Linked DNA regions of Homo sapiens: region 1 is linked to region 2. A link is a contact called in ENCODE Hi-C or POLR2A ChIA-PET data. All regions are on one chromosome and are shown on one strand. Each heading gives the region's core, a stretch centred on a gene start or an enhancer-like site at or near the end of the contact. The rest is flanking DNA. Distances are from core to core; before and after follow the strand shown.

Region 1 (6,641 bases), core at 3,431-5,930, 140 kb before region 2:
CTAAATTAAATGCTGTGTTAAGAGAGTGTAGTTGTTCTTAAATCCCACTTTGCCTAGAGAGTATTACTGAAACTATCTTTTATTCTTTGAGAATTATCTTTGTACCTGATGGAAAACATTTTCCTCTTACCAGTGTTCCGGAGATGTTATCTGAACATCTGCAAATGTATTTTAACTAAAGTAAACATTCTAATTTGCATGTAATCAGAATTTTTTCTCATTCCATCCTCAAACTAAACAATTTTGTTTCTGAGGTAATTGCCATGTTCTTATTTCTCAACCATATGGTCTCTAGATGTCAGTTCTAGCCAAGAATAAAAGTAAAATGTTATATAGCAAAGCAGAAGAGGTAAATGGAATGTTTTTCAGAAGAAAATTTTGGAAATAAATTCTATCTGTTTAAGCAATACACTTTGCTTTGTTTTTAAGCCTCTTTGGATGAAAATAAAGTCAGGCATACCCTTAAATAGTGTTAGAAATTAACCTTTTCTTAATGACTGTTATCATTAAGACAGCATAACTGCATGTGTTTACTAAAGTAAAGGTACCTATTGAGATGTGTAAGTTTGCTTGCTTTACTAATAAATAGTCTATATTGGTATATTGTTTTATTTCCTAAAAATTGAAATTATTACTTATTTCTTCAGGCAGCTCTGAAAGTCTTTAGCAGTACTTTTATTTCTAATATTGTTACTTTTAACATGCTTTGTAATTTACTTTTGATTAGATAATCAGCTTGTTACAACTATGTAAAGGCAATGCTGTTTAAAGGACTAAAGTGTATACTCTTGTTGAAGAATTTGATAGCATTTATTTTGGTTTCTTTGAGAGTCCTTTTTAGCTTGTTTGCTTTTTGTCTCTTGCTGTGCTCTGATTATTGAGTTAGTGAGTTTTTCATAATGTATCATTCTTTATCATATGAAGTTTCATACATTATTTCTTTGTGATTACTCTAGGCTGTGCATCAAAACAAAATACTAAAGTGTACAAAAACTTCAAGTTGCATTAGTCTCTAAAGTGGGAAATAAAAAAAGTAGATTGTTTTTCTATATATGCGTCTTCTTAAATATCTGGGGTTTATGACACATTCTTTGAGTATCAAATGTGTTATGTCACTCTTCAATGAATGAATAATATAGATAAACTGTCCATTTGACAGGCAGTTAGTGCCATGTAATTCCAAGGGTGGGAGAACATATACTAAGTATCCCTTAGAAAACCAGCTGCCTGTGTCATGTTATTCTGAAAAGCTAATTAAATCTATGCATTCCTTTTCTGATCCCTTAGTTGAATAGATGATGACTGCATACAAACACACAATACAAAGGACAGGAAGGAGAAACTGGAAACCAAGGACAAAAGTAGTAGGTAGTGTTTCTTGAACTGTCAAACACTTGAGATTTATTTGTGCTATTTTAGCAATTATAAGTTTGGGTACTGATTATCTTTTATGTACCAAAGATAAATCTTTGTATCTTTGTTAAACTTTGTGGTTAGCCACAAATTTACTTATATACATTTATATATTTACTTATATACATTTATACTTTACTTATAATTTACTTATATACATTTACTTATACTTTATACATTTACTTACATAAAATTTACTTATATACATTTATAATGTACAGGGAAAAGAATCCCTTTGAAATTTCCTATTGAGTATTCATTTATGAAAATCAATTTAGAAAACACTGATCAATGCATTTGCCTTAAAAAGAAACCACTTATTAGTGTATTTACCTTTATACAAAGGCCCATCAATTATTTTAGGTTTTTGAAGATCAGTAGAGAAATCTGACAGTGGCTAGAAAAAATTCTCAACATCCTAAAATGACATTATAACCCATACTGTGATATTGGATTTATTTCTTTTCTCTCCACTTTTCCTCTCACCCTCACTACAACACAAAAATTTATGTAGTAGCCAAAGTTACATGTCAGTGGTTGGGAGTAAATCTATATTTAAGTGGCAAGAGATAAAAAGCAGAAGAGAGAGAGAGAGAATAAATAAACGCAGTCAAAGAAGTGAGGACTAAATTTCTCTGAAGGTTTCCTCGACAACTGTAGCCAGAAGGGTTCTGACCTACCGTAACAAGCTGCCATCTACCACCATAATGCTCATTTGGTAATCAGTCATGCCCTAATCATGCCCTGTGGTCCTGCGATGTTGATTCTTTAAAAATAAGTCCTAGCTTTAATCAGAGCTTACAAATGAGGCAAGCACTATACTAAAAGCTTGACATACATTACCCCAGTTATTCTTTAAAACTGTTTTGTGACACAGGAAGAAACTGAAGCACAGAGAAGTAACCCAAGATCACACAGCAAGGAGAGCCAAGATTCCAACCCGGTCTCCTCTAGAACTGGTGCTTTTAACCTGTTATTTAAATCTTGTAACATTATTAATATATTATGGATTTATTGTTTCTCTGCCTCAATTTGATTATTGAGAGCAGGGACAATACCGGTATAGTATTAGCAACCAGCAAGAGCAACTTCTGCATAGTAGAGGTTATAAATATTCAGTGTTGATTTAGTCTTACATTTTGCAAACATTTCTATTCTGTTTTAATGGAATAAGCATAGAAGTGGGTATGAATGGATATATGAAATTGATTTAAATATAATAATATATTTGAGAACTCTTGTTATCACTTGAAGGAAGTTCAATAATAGGATTTTTTTCATTTATATTCTTACCCTTCACATAGTCTGAAATATATTTCATATATATATTAAGAATATATATATAAACATATATTCTTACCCTTCACATGGTCTGAAATACTTATTTAAGACTATATTTAACAGTATTTAAAACTAGACAAAATGTTCTAGAGCAGACATTCAAATTGACTAAGCTTTCTCTCTCTCTCTCTCTCTCTCTCTCTTTCTTTCAGAAGGAGGGCAGGTTTTAATCCTTTAATCTTTAGGTTTATGTTCTTAGTAACTAGATCTTATAATTTTTCACTTTAGTTTTATTAATTGCTTTTTTAACAACTAAAATATATTTCTATAGTTAAAAACATTTTTTTGTTTCATTCCTTGCAGTATGATTTATACCATAAGAATTCTTTTTTTTTTTTTTTTGAGACGGAGTTTCACTCTCGTTGTCCAGGCTTGTGTGCAATGGTGCAATGTTGGCTCACCGCAACTTCCACCTCCCAGGTTCAAGCAATTCTCCTGCCTCAGCCTCCCAAGTAACTGGGATTATAGGCATGCGCCACCACACTCGGCTAATTTTGTATCTTTAGTGGAGACGGGGTTTCTCCATGTTGATCAGGCTGGTCTGGAACTCCTGACCTCAGGTGATCTACCTGCCTTGGCCTCCCAAAGTGCTGGGATTACAGGCATGAGCCACTGTGTCCGGCCTTACCGTAAGAATTCATAATGAACATTGAGAAACCACACTTCATGAGAATTAATGAATTCTTCCTCTATTCTCTCCCAATTTTCAGTCAAGTTTTCACCTTGTTTTGAGTTGAAAGCAACCAGGGGACCAAGTCAGGTCCTAGACTATGACATTGTAGAGATCAGTTCTGTTCTAAATCGTGCTCAAAAATTTAGGCTGTGGAAACTCAGACTCCTGAGCCATCCCTAGTCTCCTGTAAGCCTGAGTACAGCCCTTGTCCCTCAGTGACCTTGGAGCCATGGATGATGCCAACCTCAGATGAGCCTCAGACATTTCCATTTAGAAAACGAATCCTAGGCCCATCTTAGTCTGGACCTGAATCCTCTGCAGAGGTCAGAATCATAATGGCCCTCAGGCTCTGGGCCCTTGTGTTAATTTTTCAAGCTATTCATTTTAATAAACTTTAGTTCTTAGGACACCAGAACTATAGAGATAGGACAATCATTTTCATTATATGATAAATGGTAGTCTGGACTTTTCTGCTAACTGCCATGTTTTAGGAGTGTCTTCTCATTATTTTTAACCAGCTAAGGAGCTCAGAGTATGTTGCTAATGAGAACAAAGTTTCATGAAGACCAGTCATGAGTAAGGATAGCCAGGAACAATGTCTGTGCTACAACTGGAAAGCAAAGTATGGAAAAGTGTCTTGCCTAGAGCCTTACAGGGAATTACCAACCTGTCGATCCTGGTTTGATCACCTGCTTCCCATTACCACAGCGTTCACTCAGGCCCACAATGTGGGCTACTGGGTTCGGGGAAGCAGGAAGGCCAACAGCAAGGAAAACATGGAAGAGGGGAGAACTGGCTCCCTGACTGGGTATGGAGCTAGAGAAAAGGTGGTGTCGATTATGAGAATGGCATTTCCTTAGCTTCCTTTCAAACACTATTACAACCACCCTTGCACATTATCTTAGTGAGTGTAAGTTGGAGTCTTGAAAACATATTTGCTGTGACTTTTCATTAGCATCTTAAAAAAAAATTACTGACCTCAACAGAGTAAGCAATTAATGAGGGAAAGAGCTGACTGTAAGTTTCCACAGATTCTGTTTTGAAAAACAGAGGATGCCTGGCCCTGTGATTTTTAACATACCACAACTTAACTCCTCTCCCTCCTCATTTATAAGGCTCTGTGATTACAAGGTCGACTTGGCAACTGTTTTCATAAAATCTGAATTGTGCTGAGTTGCAGAAAGCTGCAGGCTAGAGGACTCCCACCTCTTCCAGCTTCTGGAGGCATGGAATTGGAAAAAGCAGGCCAGGCTCTGCATGTCTAAAGCTGTGTCATCCTTCATGAGGCAATGATCCCACACCAGCTAAAATAACATGAGTCATTGCTTATAAGAAGCCCAAGTGAAGCTGATTTCGATTATACCAATCCTAAACAAACATGATACTCCTCTTATCCAGATGATAAAAAAAGTTCTCATTGTGGGAGTTAAGAAAAAAAATAGCACCAATTCTCTTTAGAGTTCAAGGAAGTGCTTTGCCATTTAGCGGACTTTTGAAGTTTATCTTAAACAGGAATTCATCATTTAGCCAAATCTTACTCTAGGTTATTCTTGCTTTTGTCTCTTTTACTCCCCTACCCCCAACCCTGCCCACATCCAGTTTGGCTCATTAGTATTTTACTCTGGTTTGAAAGCTATTGAATCAAAATCCATAAAATCAAAACTGTAATCTTGTAGCTCTTTGCTTTTATTCTTTTCCAGGATCCCCCAATCGCTTTATTCCTCTAGAGTATAAAAGATGGTTTTAAAGTAGACCACAAAGAGCTGGAGAAATGGTTTAGAAGGGTAATGAAGTAGCTTAAGTAAAGCTGATGAAGTCCTCAGCTGGAATTGTGGGAATATGGATGGAAGGGACCGAAGGATTCCATGGGGAAAACAAGCAAATAAGTTGGTATAATTTGGTGATTAAATGCATGCTGAGAACTAGGAACACATGACTTGGTTTTCTTTTTTTCTTTTTTCTTTTTCTTTTTTTTTTTTTTGACAGAGTTTTTTGCTTTTGTTGCCCAGGCTGGAGTTCAGTGGTGTGATCTTGGCTCACTGCAACCTCAACTTCCTGGGTTCAAGCAATTCTCCTACCTCAGCCTCCTGAATAACTGGGATTGCAGGCACCCACCACCATGCCCGGCTAACTTTTTTTGTATTTTTAGTAGAGATGGGGTTTCATCATGTTGGCCAGGCTGGCCTCGAACTGCTGACCTCAGGTGATCCACCCACCTCGGCTTTCCAGCATGCAGGGATTACAGCCGTGAGCCATCGTGCCCGGCCATGACTTGGTTTTCTGTCTGGGAGTGTTAGGTATTGAATTTGGGAATTGTGGTGGATGAGCAGATTGTGGATGGGGAGACAATGAGTTTGACATGTGAAATTTCAACCTTTAGGTTCTTGTGGGATAATTAAGTGTATATGCTCAGCAGACAGGTGGCTATACAAGTTGGAAGCCTAGGAGGGAGATCAAGGCTGAAAGTTCTAAGCTATTTATTCATGGGAGACTTCAGCATTTGGGGGATGGTTAAAACTGGGCTTGGATGAGATCTGGCAGGAGACAGTAAAGTCTCTATAGAGACAGCAGTGGAACAAGGATGGAAACTTGAGTAATGCCAGCTAGGGAAGGACAGGGCTTGGGAGCCTGTGACGGAGACCAACAGGATGAGAGCATTCCAGAAGCAAAGGCAGCAGGCTCAGAATGATCAGACAGCCACATCAAAAGTAGCTAAATGAACAATATGGTAAAGAAAATCATCCACCAGATTAAGTAGTGTGGATATCAGTGATGGTCTTTGCTATTGTGGGTTTAATAGAGTTGTAGAGGTGGGAGCCACTTTGCTGCAGGTTGAAGAGTGATGATGAGATAAGAAAATACAGGCAGAAAGTAGATATGATTCCTTCTAAAAGCTTAGCTAGTGAGAAGGAAGAGAGAGAAGAGGGAGACCGACGAGGGGAGCATTAAAAAATGTACCCAAAAGAACTAAAATTCTGATCAAAGTCGAGAAAGAAATCTAGCATTTTTAAAATGCAGAACTTAAAAACCCATTTCTTTTCTTACTTAAAATCCTTTGATAATACGTTTTTGCTTATAGGATAAAGCTTTATTCTTAGCCTCAAAATAATATGGAAGCATTTCTAGAACAAGAATATTGTCTATTTTCTTCATTACTGGATCCTTAACTACCTTCCCCTCTCCCTCATCAGACGGCCTGGCACTTAGAAGAGTC
Region 2 (6,621 bases), core at 3,781-6,280:
GCACGAACAGTTGCATTTTTTTCCAATATTTTTTCAAATGTTATTTGCGCATATGAATGTGTTTGTGTGTGCATTTGATTATTCTATCTAGATAAAGATGACCATTAATTATTACCAATGCATATATAAATCATACAAATATTTGCTGAGATATAGCATAGGCTGGGTTTTAAAAATGTGTATATGTGTAATCATTTTATCAATTTTCCAAACCAAGTTTAATAAAATCTAAAAACCAGCATGTTCCAGTCATTTTCCGGTGTGTCTGGGCAGATAGGATACATTTAGACAAAAAGAATAATTTTGGTGGAAGGAGGTTTCGAAAATGATATTATCTGAACTATAAAATGCTAATATCTCTGTGACTATTGTTGCTGAATACCTGATTTGCTTTTAAGTCATGTTGTTTTATAGCCAGCAATTTATACTGGTTTTTACCTAAGTGTGCATTTATTCAACAGTGACATCCAGTGGCACAATTAAAATTCCTAGTCCTTAACACAAATTTTGTGGAATTTTAAATTGAGTTTTTAAATGATATTTTAAAATATTGTCTAAGGAAACATATACTTACCTGACACTGATAATCATACATCACTTGTTTAGCTTCCTATATTTTGCTACCAGTGCCTCAAATTGAGATACTTCTCAAGTCAGGTGACTGATTGGCTGGAGATAGGAGCCAGGAAGATGGCACCGAGATGGCCAGAGGATACAAGCAACACCTTTGTACACACGGGCCCTCTGTGGGTGACTTCCCTAGGCAGGGCTGTGCCAGTGCTGTTTATGTAATACCACGTCTAGTCAGCACAGAGCAGCCCAAAGAGGCTGGTGTTACCACTGCCCTTTTACTGATGAGGCAACTGAGGGATAGAAGAGTGAGAAAACTTAGCCAAGACACACAGTCAGCAAGAGGTGGAGTGGGAAAAGGAGCAGTAGCAAAATCCAGAGTCCATGGTGACGCTGAGATTTTCTTTCCTTCATTGAGTTGAAACCAGCATTGTCTTTGTCCTGTATGTAAAGGACAGAGTTTAAAATATCAAAATCAAAGACGATTCAGCACATGAGTTTATAGTACTGTGTAGGTACAAAAATCTAGCGTAGAACTTAGCAAATAGAAAGTACTCAATAAATGCTAGTTAAACTAAATATGGATTTATATCATATTGGCAACATGTTAGCTGTTATTACTACTGGATGTTAAGTGTTCCTCGCTACGACACCTCAAGATAGTACTCTCCCACTCCTACAAGAGAGGCTTTTCTTACAGACATGTTTCTTCTTCCTAAATGTCTGTTTGCCTCCATACCTAGAAGAATTACCTTAGTTCCAGGTACCATCCACCATCATTTCTTGAAAGGAAAATAGCAGAGAAGCTGGATCCCCTTCTTACTGGGTGAACTTGGCCAAGTTATTATCCTTTCCAGAGAAGCACTGTGAGGTGCTTTATTACAGTGAATCGAACTGTTCTCCTTAGTCTCCTTAGCAGTAGAATAGGGTTATTGTGAGGATTAGATGAGTTAATGCAGGTAAAGGACTGAGAATAGGAACTTACACATAATCAATGCACAATAAATGGTAGTGTTTATTACTTTTTTAACACCTATCACCATCCTGAGAACTCACGAAAGCTATTAATCTTTACCCCGTCTAAACTCCTTGATCAGACATCTAGAATTCCTATAGTTTCTTAGTCAGAGTGATTGCAACCAATGACAGTAGATTTAGAATCTCTTGTTACTGATCAGTCTGCAGAAAGAGTTATAGTAATCAGATCTTAAAAATGGTTAAGAGGCATGTATAATTTTAGAGTGGTTAAGAGCACGAACTTGAGTCAGTGCCGTTACTTACGAGGTTGATCTTGGGAAAGTTGTATAACTGCTATAAATCTCTACTTTCTCATTTGCATGTCGGAGGATAACGTTGACGTCATAGGATGGTTATGAACATTTAACACAGCATTCAAGTGCCAGGCAAATATATATATGCTTGGTAACTTATTGATTCATGTCATCATTGTTACTGTTTCATATGTTTATGATCATATAGAGGTACTTATTCTGGTAATATATCATTGCTTTCTAGTTTTTTGAGAAAGTTGAGGAATCAGGTCTGGAATCTGAAGGAATTTTTCGACTTTCAGGATGTACTGCTAAAGTCAAGGTACCGAACATTTTGTCTCTTCCTAGGTAGAGTTCTAAGCTAGCTAGACCCAGTTCACACAAGCATCGGGGATCCAGATATTTGTTGTTGTTTATTAGATATTATCACTTGGTCCTTCCTAGTATTCCTTGGTACCTGTGGTAAAATGTTTGTTCCAGAGTTTTTTCATGATCCAGAATTTTAAAAATCAAAACGGAAACATTAAAAAACCAAAAACAACAATGAAATAGCACATCAATTCACCATCAAAAACTGCTGCTTGCCTTTAGTTTGGAAAAAATGAAATAGCACATCAATTCACCATCAAAAACTGCTGCTTGCCTTTAGTTTGTAAAAGTTGAAACGTCTCACTGCTGTTTTGGAGGTTAAACACCTTAGTTTGTTGTGCTCCTCTCAGCCGTGGAATTCACTAAGCCAATGTTATATGAGTCTTTATTTCCATCATTCGTTGGTTTAAACATTCTTTGGCTCTCCCTTTAGTGAAAGCTCTTACAGGAATTTGTAGCAATGGCTATAACCACTAGAATACTCACTCAGCAGTTCCAAAACCCAGTTCCACTTACAGTAATGTTAACATCCACATCTAAAACCAGCTGTTCAGTGTGAATCTTATTCTTTTGCTTTCTTACTTCCATGAGGTGGCAAACTCTACAGTACAATAAAGCAAAGAACTGTTAGAAAAGAAAAGCTTTTCTCATAAAAATCCAGCAAAACATCCCACTGTGTCTGCGGGTAGGCATACACCATGGAGAGCTCATTCCTGTGGTTGGATCACTCCCTGTCTTGCAGATGTGAAAACCTGAGCAGTTTTAAAAGCTGGATCCCTGAGCAAACAGTCTCAGGGGCAGGGGAAAACCAATGTGGTAATGTTTATCAAAAAGACATTTGTAGAGGCAAAACAGCATCTCTTCATTAATTCATTTTGGTACATGCTTTGGGAAATTCTATTTGTATCAGTATCAGAGTTTTTATATAGAAGTGTGACGAGAGGTTTTTCTAAGTGGAAACTGAGAATAGATAGGCTGCGTCTATTGGATCCTCCAGAAAGCAGATGCTGAGATGGGTGAGGAGCGGAGGAGAGTCACGGCGGTTCTGCTTCTGCAGGATGAAAGGGGCAGGAACCAGGATTGGCTGGGGTGAGGCTCTAACCACGGTGCAGGTCAGACAATTCCTAACCATGGAGGAGCCGTGTGCTGGGCAGAATGGGCAAGGCCCTGGTACCCATGCCTCACCCCGTCGTGGGCTGGGGCTTCCTGCAGAAAATATGGCTGAGCCACATCCAGAAGGGGCCCACAGCTGGGAGAGTCGGCTACCTGGGCTTTTGCACGTGAGGGCAAGGTCTTCCGTGAAGCGAGGTCGGAGCAGGGCACCAGGGCATCAGGGCTCCGGGCATGTTGAGGGGTTACGGCTTCCCTGAGAGTGGAGTTGGCTGAATGCTGGCACAAGTTCTTGTGGAAGGCAGGGAAATGCCCAACGGCTCCTTAAGGTTTATGCTTTCTAGGGTGCATCTGCTTTCTGTCTCCGTTTCTCGTGTGTTTCGTTCTTACATACTCTTCTAAAAAAATGTATCCTACAAGTAAGGATGAAAACCATTACTTATTTTGGTTAAATCTTTGGTTATATCTGCAGAGTCAGAGAACCAAAATGAAAGAAAGAAATTTCCTAAACAGAAACAGATTCCATCTCTTGAAACCTCTGTCCATAATTGGGAAACTGTATTTGCACATATTCTTACTGGTTCCTCTGTGTGTGTGTGTGTGTATGTGCATGTGTGTGTGTGTATGTATGTGCCTGTGTACACATGCATGCATGGGTGTATAACATGCATAATGCATATGATTTAAATGTCCTGTTTCTAAATCACCGAAAGGAGAAAACATTACAGAGCATTGTCCAACAATGATAGACTGGATTAAGAAAATGTGGCACATATACACCATGGAATACTATGCAGCCATAAAAAATGATGAGTTCATGTCCTTTGTAGGGACATGGATGAAATTGGAAATCATCATTCTCAGCAAACTATCGCAAGGACAAAAAACCAAACACCGCATGTTCTCACTCATAGATGGAAATTGAACAATGAGAACACATGGACACAGGAAGGGGAACATCACACTCTGGGGACTGTTGTGGGGTGGGGGGAGGGGGGAGGGATAGCATTGGGAGATATACCTAATGCTAGATGATGAGTTAGTGGGTGCAGCACACCAGCATGGCACATGTATACATATGTAACTAACCTGCACATTGTGCACATGTACCCTAAAACTTAAAGTATAATAAAAAAAAAATTACAGGGCATTTCTTATGTGCACAAAGTTTAACGTCATAGCAGCAGCTACCTTTCTTTGGCTAATCTTCCACTGAAAAATGCTTCTCAAAGGCTAATCGTTCCTTCAGAAAGTTATTATAGGCACATGCATTCCTGAACCACATACAGGTCAGTCTTTTTTCTCCCCTACCCAGTTTTATGTAGTTTCAGCCTAATTTATTCCATCACTTATTAGTGGAAAATGTAATCCAGATGTTTTCATGGTTTGAGCCCTAGGAAGGCCAATGTGAAAGAAATCTGGGCAAGTGAACAGAAACCGGGAAACACTGCCGTTAGAAAGACATTGAAACGTGATGCATTAAAGGGTTCTTTATTCCTCTCCTTTATTCAAACTTTTTATTTAAACTACCTCCTTTTTTGTAATTCATCCACTAAACTACTAAAAACTCCATTATAATTATCCTCGGATTGAACCAAGTCGATGATACCAGCCCTGTGGTCCGCTAGTGTATCATTACTGTGAACGGTCTGGCCTGGCTTTGTGCTTTAATTGCTTGGGGAGGCTGACAGGGGAGCAGCCCTGGGAGGAAGCTGCTGGTTTTAGCCAAACAGGGAACACGCAGCTGTGGAGCCAAGTCCCAGACTTGAGGCCTCAGCTCATTTGGAACCAATTTAATGCTTTGGTTGGTGTTTGCAATGATTTTCTTTTCAAAAATGACAGAAATTTGAGCCAAACACCGGGGAATATATTTTATGGAAAGAGGCAGACTGTTTGACATGCGAGATTTTCTTTTTTGACTAGTTTGAATCATTCCAAGGCTGTTCTAAATGTTTTATAATTACCTCACCTGGCTTATTTAGGCTGGTCATTTGCATTTGTATAAAACTACCTCCAAAATAGAGGCACATTGCATTTTTGCTGAAGGGAGATTTAATGACAAGACTTCTCATCCTTGCCTAGTCAGGGGTCAGAAAAACAGGGCTTCTGAACCTCTAAGTGCTCCCCATCTTTGGCAAGGTAAACTCATACCCGGCTGACATGGTTTCACATTGGGGCCACCACAGAAATGTCAGCTCTGTTCAGAACCAAAAAAAGACATTATTTCTCTCAGTGTTGCTTTATACTAGCCATCCAGACAGTATGACGCGGTATTATTCCCTAAACAGTCACGCCGCATACGCGTGGGATTCCCATAGTAATGACACTGCAGGTTAGAATAGACCTGAGAGTGGGGGAGGGGCGAGCAGCCAGTGCGGTGTTTATTGAGAGCTGTCAGCATGGCAGGCCCTGCCCTGTGAGCTCTACATGATATTATTTGTTTTGATCTTGGGAATGTCGTTTTAATATTCCATTGTACATTGAGAAGCTTGAAGCACAGACCATAACCTAGTCAGTTGCTGAGTTCGGATAAAAGCCTAAAGGATCTGGTTGTAGCACCTGCCCTTGACCCTGGTGCCCTGTTGCCCCTTAGGTGACTGGGAACTACTCACAGGTTAGGACGGCCACATTTGTGATTCAGATAGATTCCTTTGCAGAGGTATGTGGAAAATGAATTTGAATTCTTCTCCTCTCGCTGGTGCTTCCTGTGCACTTGGAAAACAATGTCCCCTTTGCTTTACTGCAGTGGTACCAGGCGACTGATGGGAAATGCTTACTCCTCCTCCTGTGTTTTTCCTGTTAACAACACTGCCACCTGCCCATTACAAATCAGATGGAAATCGTCTTGGAAAATCATCTCGGATGATTATTTCTCCCTTTGAGTCTCATATTCAATCCATCACTGATTCTTGAGAATTTTCCCTCCTGGGCATTTCTTCAATGCCTCCTCTCCTTTCTATCCTACAACTGTTTATCCAGATTAGTCCTTAGTTATCCCTCCCTGGAAGTGGTGCTGTGGCTTCATAACTGGGTTCTTTGCCTGTCACTCGCTTCCACCCACCCGACCTATGCCAAGCTCCACGCTCCCCCAAATCATTTTTCCATCTGGCTGTCAGAAAAGACAAATCTACCCTTGCCATTCCCGTGCTTAGAGATGTTCCAGGCTGCCTCATTGCCTACAGCGTGAAGGCTAGTCCCCTTAGCACTGGCGCTCGCTGCTCTCCAGCCTTGTTCCTTGCCCTAGATGCGCCAGCAAGGCTGAATGAACTGGAGTTCCCCAGACACACTGGATCTGCTGGCA

Evidence for each region. Hi-C counts contacts between places; a loop is a spot of excess contacts on that map. ChIA-PET counts read pairs that join two places held with the same protein, here RNA polymerase II (POLR2A). Pooled maps may share reads with other maps.
Region 1: a map of vagina shows a loop between it and region 2 (7-fold over the local background). The contact joins two enhancer-like sites. A Hi-C loop is called at or near these places in 14 of 168 maps with a recorded cell type or tissue (MCF 10A, PC-3, adrenal gland and 11 more) and 7 of 50 pooled maps. POLR2A ChIA-PET finds 5 or more read pairs at or near these places in 3 of 52 experiments (BJ, OCI-LY7 and PC-3).

The regions. Positions count from the first base shown.
Region 1 is chr18:6,736,776-6,743,416 of GRCh38, forward strand. The region is part of intron 1 of ARHGAP28 (Rho GTPase activating protein 28); the gene reads left to right. Among named protein-coding and RNA genes, the nearest start is that of ARHGAP28-AS1, 10 kb to the left of the region's middle. RefSeq lists enhancers at 3,676-4,176, 4,177-4,677. Within about 2 kb of position 4,681, at least 6 of the 41 ENCODE cell types and tissues checked have a DNase peak (open chromatin) inside an H3K27ac peak, as active enhancers do.
Region 2 is chr18:6,874,046-6,880,666 of GRCh38, forward strand. It overlaps ARHGAP28 (Rho GTPase activating protein 28), which reads left to right. Exons shown (of 18, transcript NM_001366230.1): 10 at 2,086-2,163. Among named protein-coding and RNA genes, the nearest start is that of LINC00668, 53 kb to the right of the region's middle. Within about 2 kb of position 5,031, at least 2 of the 41 ENCODE cell types and tissues checked have a DNase peak (open chromatin) inside an H3K27ac peak, as active enhancers do.